Linked DNA regions of Mus musculus: region 1 is linked to region 2. A link is a loop called in an ENCODE intact Hi-C map of the cell type or tissue named here. Cell type or tissue: left cerebral cortex. All regions are shown on one strand. Each heading gives the region's core, and the rest is flanking DNA. Links, peaks and the distances in the headings are about the cores only.

Evidence for each region. A loop is a pair of places that touch in the nucleus more often than their neighbours do. Peaks named below come from ENCODE experiments on the same cell type or tissue, not always from the same donor. Only the 100,000 strongest peaks of a DNase experiment are listed, where the experiment ranks them.
Region 1: it touches region 2 in a loop (8-fold over the local background); 8 of 42 quality-filtered maps call a loop at or near these places.

Annotation. Positions count from the first base shown.
Region 1 is chr8:12,577,615-12,583,582 of GRCm38, reverse strand. Spaca7 (sperm acrosome associated 7) reads right to left here. Exons shown (of 7, transcript NM_024279.3): 2 at 2,583-2,639. Among named protein-coding and RNA genes, the nearest start is that of Spaca7, 7.6 kb to the right of the region's middle. In left cerebral cortex, for the core only: no CTCF peak of the experiment used is centred there; a DNase peak (open chromatin) is centred at 3,753.
Region 2 is chr8:11,663,501-11,669,468 of GRCm38, reverse strand. 1700016D06Rik (RIKEN cDNA 1700016D06 gene) reads left to right here. Exons shown (of 6, transcript NM_024271.2): 2 at 4,371-4,433. Among named protein-coding and RNA genes, the nearest start is that of 1700016D06Rik, 12 kb to the left of the region's middle. In left cerebral cortex, for the core only: no CTCF peak of the experiment used is centred there; a DNase peak (open chromatin) is centred at 3,038.

The DNA.
Region 1 (5,968 bases), core at 2,255-4,754, 910 kb before region 2:
AAGACAGCCCAACAGTGAGCCCTGTGCCCCAGGGGCAGCCCAACAGTGAGCCCTGTGCCCCAGGGGCAGCCCAATAGTGAGCCCTGTGCCCCAGGGGCAGCCCAATAGTGAGCCCTGTGCCCCAGGGGCAGCCCAACAGTGAGCCCTGTGCCCCAGGGGCAGCCCAATAGTGAGCCCTGTGCCCCAGAGTCACTGTTTTCTCAAGTAAGTTTACCCTTTCAAGCCTTCAGTGTAGGGTGGATCTGACCAACTCCTCCACAGTCCTTCACAAATCAGAGTCCTTGCCTTCTTTTTGGTAGGCAGGCTCTTCAGAACTGCGCCTTCCCTGTCCACAGCTTTACACAGGTTTTTCTGATCAACCTGCGAAGTTTTCAAGTCTTTCTTCTCTGCCCTTTCTCATGTTCTCACTGTAAACCTGCCTAAAAGCATGCAGTAGTTCTATGCCATAGACTGCAAGAGGGACTGACTTACAGTTTCCTCTGCTGGGTTAATTAGCTCACTAACACAGTTTCTCACAAAGCTGCAAGTTTTCATATTGAAGTGTAGACCCCCATGTGAAGCTTCATGAGCCTGGTGTCTCTGTTACCGCCACTGTTGCTGTGATGGAACACTGTGACCAAAAGCAACCTGAGGAGGAAGGAGTTTACTTAGCTTACACTTCCCCTTCATAGTCCATCACTGAAGGAACCCAAGATAGGAACTCACACAGGGAAGGACCTGGAGGCAGGAGCTGATGCAGACGCCGTAGATGGGTGCTGCTTACTGGCTTGCTCCCCATGCCTTGCTCAGCCTGCTTTCCTATAGAATCCAGGACCACCAGCCAGGGATAGCACCACCCACACTGGGCTGGGCCCTCCTTCTCAATCACTAACTAAGAAAATGCCCTACAGACGTGCCTACAGCTTGATCTTACTGAGGTGTTTGTTTGTTTGTTTGTTTGTTTGTTTGTTTTAAATTGAGTTTCCTTCTCTCAGACGACTTAAGTTTGTGTCAAGTTGACATAAAACCACCCAGCCCACCTGGCCCCCACTGTCTATATTCCTACTGTATTCTGGAATTCTGGACTCCTGACAGAATCACTCATTTAGCCCAGTCTATAATTTATATCTTAAGCTTTCTCTAGTTTGCATCTTCAAGCTTTTCCAATTCCTCCCCCACACAGACCAGCTCCAGAGGCTAAAGCATCAGAGTCTCAAGGTCACTGCAATGACCCCAGGCCATTGATATCAACTTTCTGCATTAGGTTTTCTTCCTGGGACAAGTCACCTGACATAAATGACGTAGAGGGCAAGTTTTCAATCTATAGCTCTTGACACCATTGATTCTGAGCCTTTGGTGATGCAAAACTTTATGGTGGTTAGGAGCACGTGACTGCACTACTTGTGTAGCATCAAGAAGAAGCAAATCAGAGAGCAGCAGCAAGAGGGGGGACAAGGCAAGATACTGTGTCCAGGGTCACATGATAGTGACATATTTCCTCCAACCAGTCCCTTCTTCCAGACTTCTAGCCCTTCCTAATAGCCTATTCAAGTTTAGAATCCATCTGCAGATTAACTCCGTCAGTGATCACAGCATTTGGGATCCACTTGGTTTTGGAATTCCCTCACGGGTCTAGAGATGTGCTAAACTCATCTCCATCTAATTAAGTAGACCATCAAGAGCAGCCATTATAGCTCGTGTGTTAAAAGGTTGGCTCCCAGGGTGACCCTACTGTAAAGTGATGGAGCCTTTGGGTGAGCTGTGGCAGGAGAGTTTTAGGTCCCTAAAAAATCCACCGTCCAAAACCACCGTCCAAAACCAAAGGCAGAAAGTCTGCTCCAGACATTTATGATCATCCTTCCTACCCTATTGTCATTCTATCCTGTCTCTGTCCCCAAACATGAGTGGGCACCCTTCCGTATTTTTACCTAGATGTGGCTATATTTTATTCTTTCGACCTCTCCTGTTACACCTCTAACACAAGCATCCTGGCTATAAAACAAATTCACACTCTTAATCTGGCTCCTTTCTCAGTGAGGCATAATCTCCAATGATTTTCTCATTTTCTTTACGTCTCTGACCATCAGTGGTCTTTCTGTAAAATCTGGGACATGTTTATCTCGTGGCTTTTATAATGTACCCTGTATGGTACAGGACCACAGTAGGAGCTAACCAAGCAGCATCTAGAAATAGTGTCTCTCTGCATCACAATGCTTTTTTTGGACCAGTGCTGTGGAGTTAGCTCCCTAGGGCCCATGGGTAACCTTCTCAATCTAGTGTCAAGAGCCTGGTTCAGATAGTCTGTGTTACAGTTAGTGTCCCTTTCATTTTCTTCGCAATATGGATAGCAGAAGACTTAACTCTACCTGTACCATACCCATACACCTCTGGGGGACAGCACTGGTCAGATCAGTGGTATGCACAGTGTAGGGCAGTTTTGACTCTGGTGTTGGCAGTAAGGCTGCAGCTTAGAAGAACCTCAAAGCAAATCAGTTTCCTCAATATCTGCAAATGGTGACAGGAGATTTGGGGAAGGTCTCTTGAGAAGAACCCACCGATTCTCTCACCACAGATTCACCAGGTTCCACGTGGGGAGTCCTTACCTAATGCTTCGGGTATGTTTTCTGTTGTTGAGTTGAGTGAACCTTCAGTAATTGGACCTGGAACGGGGGGAAGAGGGGGGAAGAATACAAATCTATAGTTTAACAACATTCTTCCATTTTCACCCACCTCTCTGTGAACGGATAGTTGTGAGACACAGCCCTAGTCTACTCTACAGAGAGGACGCAGTGTGGGGTGCTGCTCCTTCCTCTGTGCCCTGAGGGAAGCCCTCGGGACTTGAGCTTCTCCTATGGAAGATGGGCAAGGCGTTACCCACGGAGCAGCTGTGTCTGTGGAAACCAGGATTTCCCCTGGCACCCTGAGTAGAACCTGCCCTCCTGCTCTCTGGAGTCACCCTCAGGGATGGTAAGACAGTGTTGGTGCTCAGGGAAAACCAAGCTCTATCACAGGGACAAAAGATAGAAGAGGTCACATGCTTTGTTTTGTAGGACGCCGCGATTGCCTCCTGCATGGCTGGTGACATCATCTGGATGGGTCTGGGGAGCTCCAGCTTCAGAGCCCAGCTCAGCACCAGTGAGGAGAAGCACTTGCCCAGCCCGACTAAGGTTTCTCATGTCACCACCCAAATGCTTGTCTGTCCTGTGTGAAGACACTGCAGATGTGTTTTTCTCTGAGAGCCCTAGGTGGCCCTGCACATTCATTTGTGATACTCGAGGTTCTATGGGGTGGACCAGAGACTGGGCACCTCGTTCCTCCAGCGTGAGCAGAGCCCTCCAGGGTGCTCTGTCTGCAGGTAAGAAATGGAGTCTGATCGGTGGGCTCAAGGGTTCTGGATGGCTGTTGTCTCCAGGGCCCAGGGCTCTTATCTGTGATGTGTGCTGGGCACATGGGGTTTACCTGTATCTGGTTCCATGGGAATTCTGAGGACCGGTTTCTTCCCTGTAGCATCCACAACTCCCTCCCTCCTTCTGGCATGACCCCTCTTTATCAGGGACTGTGGTGTCTCTGGATCTGGTACATCTCTTAGTTTGAGCTCAAGGTTGGCCTCTTCTTCCAGCTCCCAGGTCCCGAGACCCCCAAAGATGGCGAGCAGGTCCACCATCCGTACCTTTCCTTTCTGAGGCACAGAACTCTGTCTGGAAGAACTAAAGTTGCAGCTAAACCAATGACAAAGCTGTTCTCAAAGGCTTTAATGATGGACAATCTGCATCCCAATGCGCTCATCTGCATGGCTCGGAACAATGGGAAATATGTAAGGAGGTCTGTGGTGGTGATGACAATTGCTTCTCAGTGTGCTGACCTTGGTAAACCAAACAAACAGTACAGTTTCTCTTTGCGTGAGACATTAATGGATCGTTACGAATGGGGACAGCTGCGCAGCGCCAGCACTTTGTTAAAAATATTCTTTTCATCCCGTGTCTGTCCCGTAATCACAATGGGAGCATTGTGCAAGTCAGCCCTGTGCACATGCGTGGTGTGTCGTCTGTGCCTGTTCATTTGCATTGTCAACTGTAGCTGCTGTACCTACTTTTCCTGTCACCACCTCCCGGGGAGAGTCACAGCTTCTAGACAGCACACACCCACAAGGTCAGGACACTCACGTCCTCTCAGTGACCACGTCAGCATGTTCTGGCTTCGTGAAGTTGACTGTTGGATTCTGAGTTCGTTCACTTAGGTTAATTGAGTGAACACTCATCTCCACTGTGAGGGTCATGTGAACTGCTGTCCTTCTCAGTGGCCATCACCTCCACGTGAGGGACCCACACATGGCAGCAGGGCACAGCTCCTCTCCTGATAAGCAGCAGGATGAGCACTCCAGGATGAGATAAGGTTACCTGGGTACCTGGGAAATCTGGAAACTGCTCTTTCATTGGCCCTGCAACTCAAGAAGACCCAGAGAATCACACTGGGCTATGACCAGGCCTCAAACTGGGAGGACCTTGAGAGTCACCCAGATGTCATCCAGGTCTTAAGCTTGTAAAAACCTCAGGTCTCAGCCCAGTCTCAGGCTGGAGAAGATGTCAGATGTCATAAGGTTTAAGAAATGATAGTGGCCAGCCATGGAGGCGGCAGCGGTGGCAACAGCAGCAACAAGCTCTTCAACGGATACCTGCTGAGCGTTTTGGGGCTGGGTAGCAAGCTTCACATAGGCATGGACACATAGTGAGAGCAGACACATCAGTAAGGAACCCTCCCTGCCCAGGCTCTTCAGAAGCTAACAGGAAAGTAGAAACACTGGAATGTTTCATGCCATTGTTGGGCCATGGAGACTGCTTGCCCTTGTACAAATAGTGAAACAGGCTAGACTGTCCTGTCCAGGCCAGTGCTGGCTGGGGCTGTTAACACTTGGGGCTAACACAATCTCAGATATTAATGAAAACCCTGTAGGGAAAAGCAAGAGAACCAAGGCAGACGACAGCCTTTGGACAGTGACACCATAAGGGCTACCATGCTCTCATATAGCGATCAATGGTTAAGACACCAACTCAATGCTGCCTTGAGAAGCTGATGCTCCCTCCTGCTCGTGAGCGCCCTTCCTTTTCTGAAGCATCTCTCTCTCTCTCAACACTCATTGAGTTCTATGGCTTGTGATGATGCTCTGCGAACATCTGAGACTTCCCAGTCTGGGCTCTGGATGTTAGAAAAAGAAAGATGCTACATAAAGACGATTTCTAACCAGCTTGATGCTACCACAATTAGTACGGTTTTGTAGAACTCCTAAATAATCTAAACCATAGAGACACCTGCTGTTAAGCAGAAGCTTACATTTACACCCCGGCTTTCCTATTTCTTATATACAGAGAGACTAAATATATTTGGGTCTGTTAATAAGCATGCTGTTTCTGCCACATTAGGAATTATGGGTGATGGGGCTGGGGAGATGGATTCGTTGGTAAAGTGCTTCCCTTGCAGGTATGAGGACTTGAGTTCAGATCCCCTTCAAACCCACAGAAAAAGCCAGACCCTATGGTGTGTGGTTATAACCCCAGCAAAGGAGAGAGAGAGAGAGAGAGAGAGAGAGAGAGAGAGAGAGAGAGAGAGAGAGAGAGAGAGAGAGATTGAGAGAGAGGAACCAGGCACTCTTCAGAGCCTGCGAGCTAGCTTGGCCCATATGACAAAGTTCCAGGCTACTGAGAGATTCTGTCTTGGACAAGAGATGGAAGGCACCTGAGGAACGGCCCTCGAGGGTGTCCTCTGGGCTCCATCGCCTATGCATACATGTGTATGCACATATCTCCTACACAAAGACATGCACCCACACCACTACAATGCTTCAGTGATGGATCTAAGCTTTGTAAGATGGAGATCCAGGACACCTGCCACCAAGGGCCAACATGTGACCAATAATTCATAGCTTATAAGTGTTCTTCATTCCCCAATGGAGGAGCTAGAGAAAGGACCGAAGGAGCTGAAGGGATTTGCAGCC
Region 2 (5,968 bases), core at 1,899-4,398:
AATGGTTCACATAGGCTCATATATTTAAATGCTTAATCATCAGAGAGTGGCACCATTTGTGTAGGATCAAGTGTGGCCTTGTTGGAGGAGATGTGTCTGTCACTGGGGGTGATATTTGAGGTTTCAAAAGCCCAAGCCAAGCGCAGTGTTGTTCTTTCTCATGCCTGCAGACCAGGACGAGGTTCTCAACTACCTCTCCAGCACCGTGCCTGCTATGTCTGACGTTATGTTCCCAGCCATCACAACAATGGATAGAGCCTCTGAAATTGGAAGCAAGCCCCCAGTTTAATGCTTTCTTATATTTTTGGTTGTGAGCCTAGCCTTTAACGGCTGAGCCATCTCTCCAGCCCAGTTTAATGCTTTCTTAAGAGTTGCCTTAGTCAGTGTCTTCATAGCAATCAAATAGTGACAAAGACATTTTTGTTTTATTTTGTTTTTTGACACAGGGTCTTATTACGTAGCCCTGGCTAGCCCACAGCTTGCTATATAGACCAGGCTGGTCACTAACATACAGAAATCAGCCTACCTCTGCTTTCAAAGTGCTGGGATCAATGGCAAGTGCCACCACACCCAGCTCAACTGTTGATTTTGTATGTTCTATTTATTCTGCCTTTTTTCTTCATTAGATTCCCTAGTGTGGTTACCTATCAGCCTTGGCTTCAAGCCCCTGAGTCTCTCTTTTGCTTGATCCAGTGTACTTTGTGAGGTTTCCTACCATATTCTTGTATGATTTACTGGGTGTCTCTTTCTCAGAATCTCCATCTCCTCTCTGTAGTACTCTTATGTCCAGCGCTGTCTTCTGTCAGCTGCTTGTCTCAGCCCCTTTGAATTTAAGCTCATTTTAGAAATCATTCTTTGTCATTTCATCATCTAGATATCTTTAGAGTTGGTCACTGGAGAGGCAGGAGATTTGGAAGCTTCATGTGACCCTGGGTTCTCGTGTATCTTGTGTCCCTGTGTTGACATCTGTGCACCTGTTGTGATGGATATTTGTCACACTGATATACAGGGACCTTCTTAGTGAGAAGCCTGCTCTTTTTTTATTTTTTATTCTTTCAATACTCCATACATGTTTTCCAGTGTGTATGGACCATATTCTTCTATCACAACCTCCTTCCCAACCCACACATGCCCCAAACTTAGCCCCAACTCCACTTGCTGTTGCTCAGATACACAAGTCTGTAGTCACCTGCTGGGCACACACAATCTACCAGTGGCCTCATCCTCAAATGAGTGACTTCCCCTTCCTCAGAAGCCATTTACTGTGGGATGCAGGGCTTCCCCCATCCATGCTGAAATTCTGACTAGCTTAGTCTTGAGCGCATCACCAAGCAGTCTACTCTTGACATAGTTTGCAATCTTGGTTTCTTATACACCTTTCATGTGAACCCTATGGAACGTCATAGTCACATTCCCGTGTGGCTTTGGCTATGACGGATGGGTTTTGTCACAATCCATATTTTCTTCTTGGTTAGTCTCACAAGAGCGCTGTCACTCTAGTCATTCAGAAAGGTATAATGCCATTAGCAGAAGGTATGGTATGTACCACATGTGGTGGTTACTCCTCTGGTCTTTCCTACAGTGTATGAGCTAACAGGATATGAGCTCTGCCTACACTGTGGTCTTTACAGGTTCAGGTTAAAGTATCTGTGCTGTCAATTCCTGCTGCTGCTATGACGTGAACACAGAGGTGTGGACTTACAGCCCTCTATAGTTAGACATACGTGGGTTATGTTGACTAGGGCTTTTCTTTCTCCTATTCTGTAAGTTAAAGCATCCATCCATGTATGCCTATGGCTGGTCTGCCTTTTTCTTAAAGGAATATAATATGGGTCACTTAGATAGCAAAGTATTATATGTCAGAGGGTGTCAGAAGACGCAGAATTGGGATGGGATGCTTGTCCTCACAAGTGTCGCTGATGGCCTCACTTGTCCACTCCTGTGCACAACTCTTGAATATGTCTGAAAGTTCCTCGAGTAGCTTGTTAAGGGTTTGCTCTCGATGAGATGATTTCTAGTAATTTTCTCCTAAGACCTGGTCAAAACTGGGACAGCATTCACCATCTTCTCTAGCTTGAAATCTCACTAAATCCCTGTGTGACCCTCATGATCGTCATCAGTCTGAGAATGGTCACTACAAGGTCTAGCCTGGGCTTTTAGTAGCACACACCTTTAATCCCAGCACTCCAGAGGCAGGCAAATCTCTGCGAGTTCAAGTATTAGGATAGCAAGAGCTTTGTAGAGAAACCCTGTCTCAAAAAGAAAGAAAGAAAGAGAGAGAGAAAGAAAGAAAGAAAGAAAGAAAGAAAGAAAGAAAGAAAGAAAGAGAGAGAGAGAGAGAGAAAGAGAGAGAGAGAGAAAGAGAAAAGGAAGAAGGAAGGGAGGGAAGGAGGGAGGTAGAAAGGGAGGGAGGATGAATAGATGGTAGGAAGGAAGGAAGGATGGATGGATGGATGGATAGATGGTTTGATGGATGCAAAACAAACACTACAAGAGATCTGGTTGTACTGTGTATGACTCCAAAGGTCTCCCCAGCTTGAGCTTTGGCCATTGCCCTACATGACCTCCAAGATCATTCTCCAAGGTCTTCCTCAGCTTGAGGGGACAGTGAAAAGAGTTTCTCCAATGCCTTAAGGGAAATGACACGGCTACCCTCACCCCATCCTAGGGTGCTCCCCCTGCTTACAGGGAGAAAAGTTGTGACTCTAAGTGTGTGTGGTTTCCTCATGGGGAGGTGCTGTCCACTTAGGATAGCAGTTGATGTGAGCATGGTTGATGTCTTATGGTCACTCAACCGGAGTGAATTCAGAATTCAACAGTGAACTTCATAAGGCCAGAATGTGCTGACGTGGTCACTGAGAGGACGTGAGTGTCTTGACCTTGTGGGTATGTGCTGTCTAGAAGCTGTGACTCTCCCCGGGAGGTGGTGACAGGAAAAGTAGGTACAGCAGCTACATTTGACAATGCAAATGAACAGGCACAGACGACACACCACGCATGTGCACACGGCTGACTTGCACAATGCTCCCATTGTGATTACGGGACAGACACGGGATGAAAAGAATATTTTTAACAAAGTGCTGGCGCTGCGCAGCTGTCCCCATTCGTAACGATCCATTAATGTCTCACGCAAAGAGAAACTGTACAGTTTGTTTGGTTTACCAAGGTCAGCACACTGAGAAGCAATTGTCATCACCACCACAGACCTCCTTACATATTTCCCATTGTTCCGAGCCATGCAGATGAGCGCATTGCGATGCAGATTGTCCACCATTAAAGCCTTTGAGAACAGCTTTGTCATTGGTTTAGCTGCAACTTTAGTTCTTCCAGAGTTCTGTGCCTCAGAAAGGAAAGGTACGGACAGTGGCCCTGCTCGCCATCTTTGGGGGTCTCGGGACCTGGGAGCTGGAAGAAGAGGCCAACCTTGAGCTCAAACTAAGAGATGTACCAGATCCAGAGACACCACAGTCCCTGATAAAGAGGGGTCATGCCAGAAGGAGGGAGGGAGTTGTGGTGGATGCTACAGGGAAGAAACCGGTCCTCAGAATTCTCATGGCATCCAGATACAGGTAAACCCCATGTACCCAGCACACATCACAGATAAGAGCCCTGGGCCCTGGAGACAACAGCCATCCAGAACCCTTGAGCCCACTGATCAGACTCCATTTCTTACCTGCAGACAGAGCACCCTGGAGGGCTCTGCTCACGCTGGAGGAACGAGGTGCCCAGTCTCTGGTCCACCCCATAGAAACTCGAGTATCACAAATGAATGTGCAGGGCCACCTAGGGCTCTCAGAGAAAAACACATCTGCAGTGTCTTCACACAGGACAGACAAGCATTTGGGTGGTGACATGAGAAACCTTAGTCAGGGGCTGGGCAAGTGCTTCTCCTCACTGGTGCTGAGCTGGGCTCTGAAGCTGGAGCTCCCCAGACCCATCCAGATGATGTCACCAGCCATGCAGGAGGCAATCGCTGCTTCCTACAAAACAAAGCATGTGACCTCTTCTATCTTTTGTCCCTGTGATAGAGCTTGGTTTTCCCTGAGCACCAACACTGTCTTACCATCCCTGAGGGTGACTCCAGAGAGCAGGAGGGCAGGTTCTACTCAGGGTGCCAGGGGAAATCCTGGTTTCCACAGACACAGCTGCTCCGTGGGTAACGCCTTGCCCATCTTCCATAGGAGAAGCTCAAGTCCCGAGGGCTTCCCTCAGCGCACAGAGGAAGGAGCAGCACCCCACACTGCGTCCTCTCTGTAGAGTAGACTAGGGCTGTGTCTCACAACTATCCGTTCACAGAGAGGTGGGTGAAAATCACTTAATGCTGTAAAACTATAGGATTGTTTTATTGTTTTGTTTTGTTTTCCTATCAGGTTCAAGTGGTAAGCAATGGCCAAATTTAGAAACTCTGGATGATGACATAGCTACAGTGTTTGGTAAGGACTCTCCACCTGGTCCATGGTGAGGGAGGGGTCGGGCACTCCCCAAGGCTTTACCAGACAGTCAGGCGTCAGTCACAGGCACTGGAGGAACTGATGTGTTTGAGGGCAGAACCACATTCTTCTGGCCCACAGCTTTAGCGCTGACCAAATTCCTTAAGTCATAGAATGACCATCAGAACCAAGTCACCACGCATGGAGCTTTGCCTTGCCACGTGGTGTCCGGAGACCACTGGTATGTCTGTCACCCAGAGACTTGCTTCAAACACCCTGCATCAAGCTCCACCCAAGCCTCCCACATCAGAATCCACATTTACCTGGACATGCTGATGCAGTGTACGACAGAGAGGCCTGAGGCCAAGGAACTCCTCAGCCTCGGATCAGGCAGGACAGTTCCTAGGGGTGAGGACCTGGCCTCTCCCCAGGGTTTCCGCCTTTGTGGCCTCACCTTAGGGCTTCCTACAAAACTCTGGAAGGGCTTGAGCACAACAGGATTGGGCACATTGATCCGACCCACACTGTCCCTCAGTGACAGAGTACAAACTGCAGACGTAAGGCTAAGTTCTCTGGTAGCCACCTGAGAAAGCACGTAAGCAGTGTACAGTGACTGATATGGAGGTCCATCTTTAGCACCAAATCTACAAAGTCCATTGTGTATGACCCTCCCAGAGGCGTCCCCAGGTCTGTCCTGTGAACTGTGCTCACCACCCAGTGCCACACTCATGTCACACTTGGTAAAGTAAGGCCTGCAGAAGCTGCCTGTGCAGTCTGACTTGCAGCTTAGGATCCTGGGGCGTCTGTCTGCCCAGGATCACCAGTCAGATGGGATCAGGAGTAGACTAAGGGAGGGCACGGTGTGAGTGTGAAGCTGCTCTTACAGCTGAGCCTCATCAGGAAGTTTGTGATGGCAATGTCAGGTGACAGGGGCCCTTCCCATGAAGGACCTCTTCCAGAAAGGCCAGGTCTGCTTGTTCCTGAGTCTGGGCTGGGGAATCATTGTGGACACATGGCTGATCGCACGAATGAGTGAATGAGTGTTTCCCAGTTCACCTCTCCTACCCCATCTGCCCTCCTAAACTACTACTGTATCACATGCAGCAGACCTACTTCCCACCATGCAGGTGGCCTCATCTCCTCACACCGAGATGAGCAGACCACACACAAGGTCGAGGTAGCTTCTAAGCCCCATCCATGGGTGGCCATCGTGCTGCAGAGACAGGCAATTTCCAGCTGTTGCTTATTTAGCTTCCACTGTGACACCCACACAGTGTGGGGTGCCATAGGTCTCACAAACAAGCACCCCATTTTACTAAAAGTTCACTGAGAGTTAGAGACACGAAGACAATTCATTCTTACTCAAATCTGAGTGAGTGAGAGATAAGCCAGAACATTGGTTGGCTACAAAGTCCTGGATGCATGTGAGAGACTTCCTGGGAAAGGAAACAGAAGAAGAAAGACTGGCTGGATATAGCGGTGTGTGCACGCCTTTAATCCCAGCACTTGGTGGCAGGGGCAGGCAGATCTCTGAGATC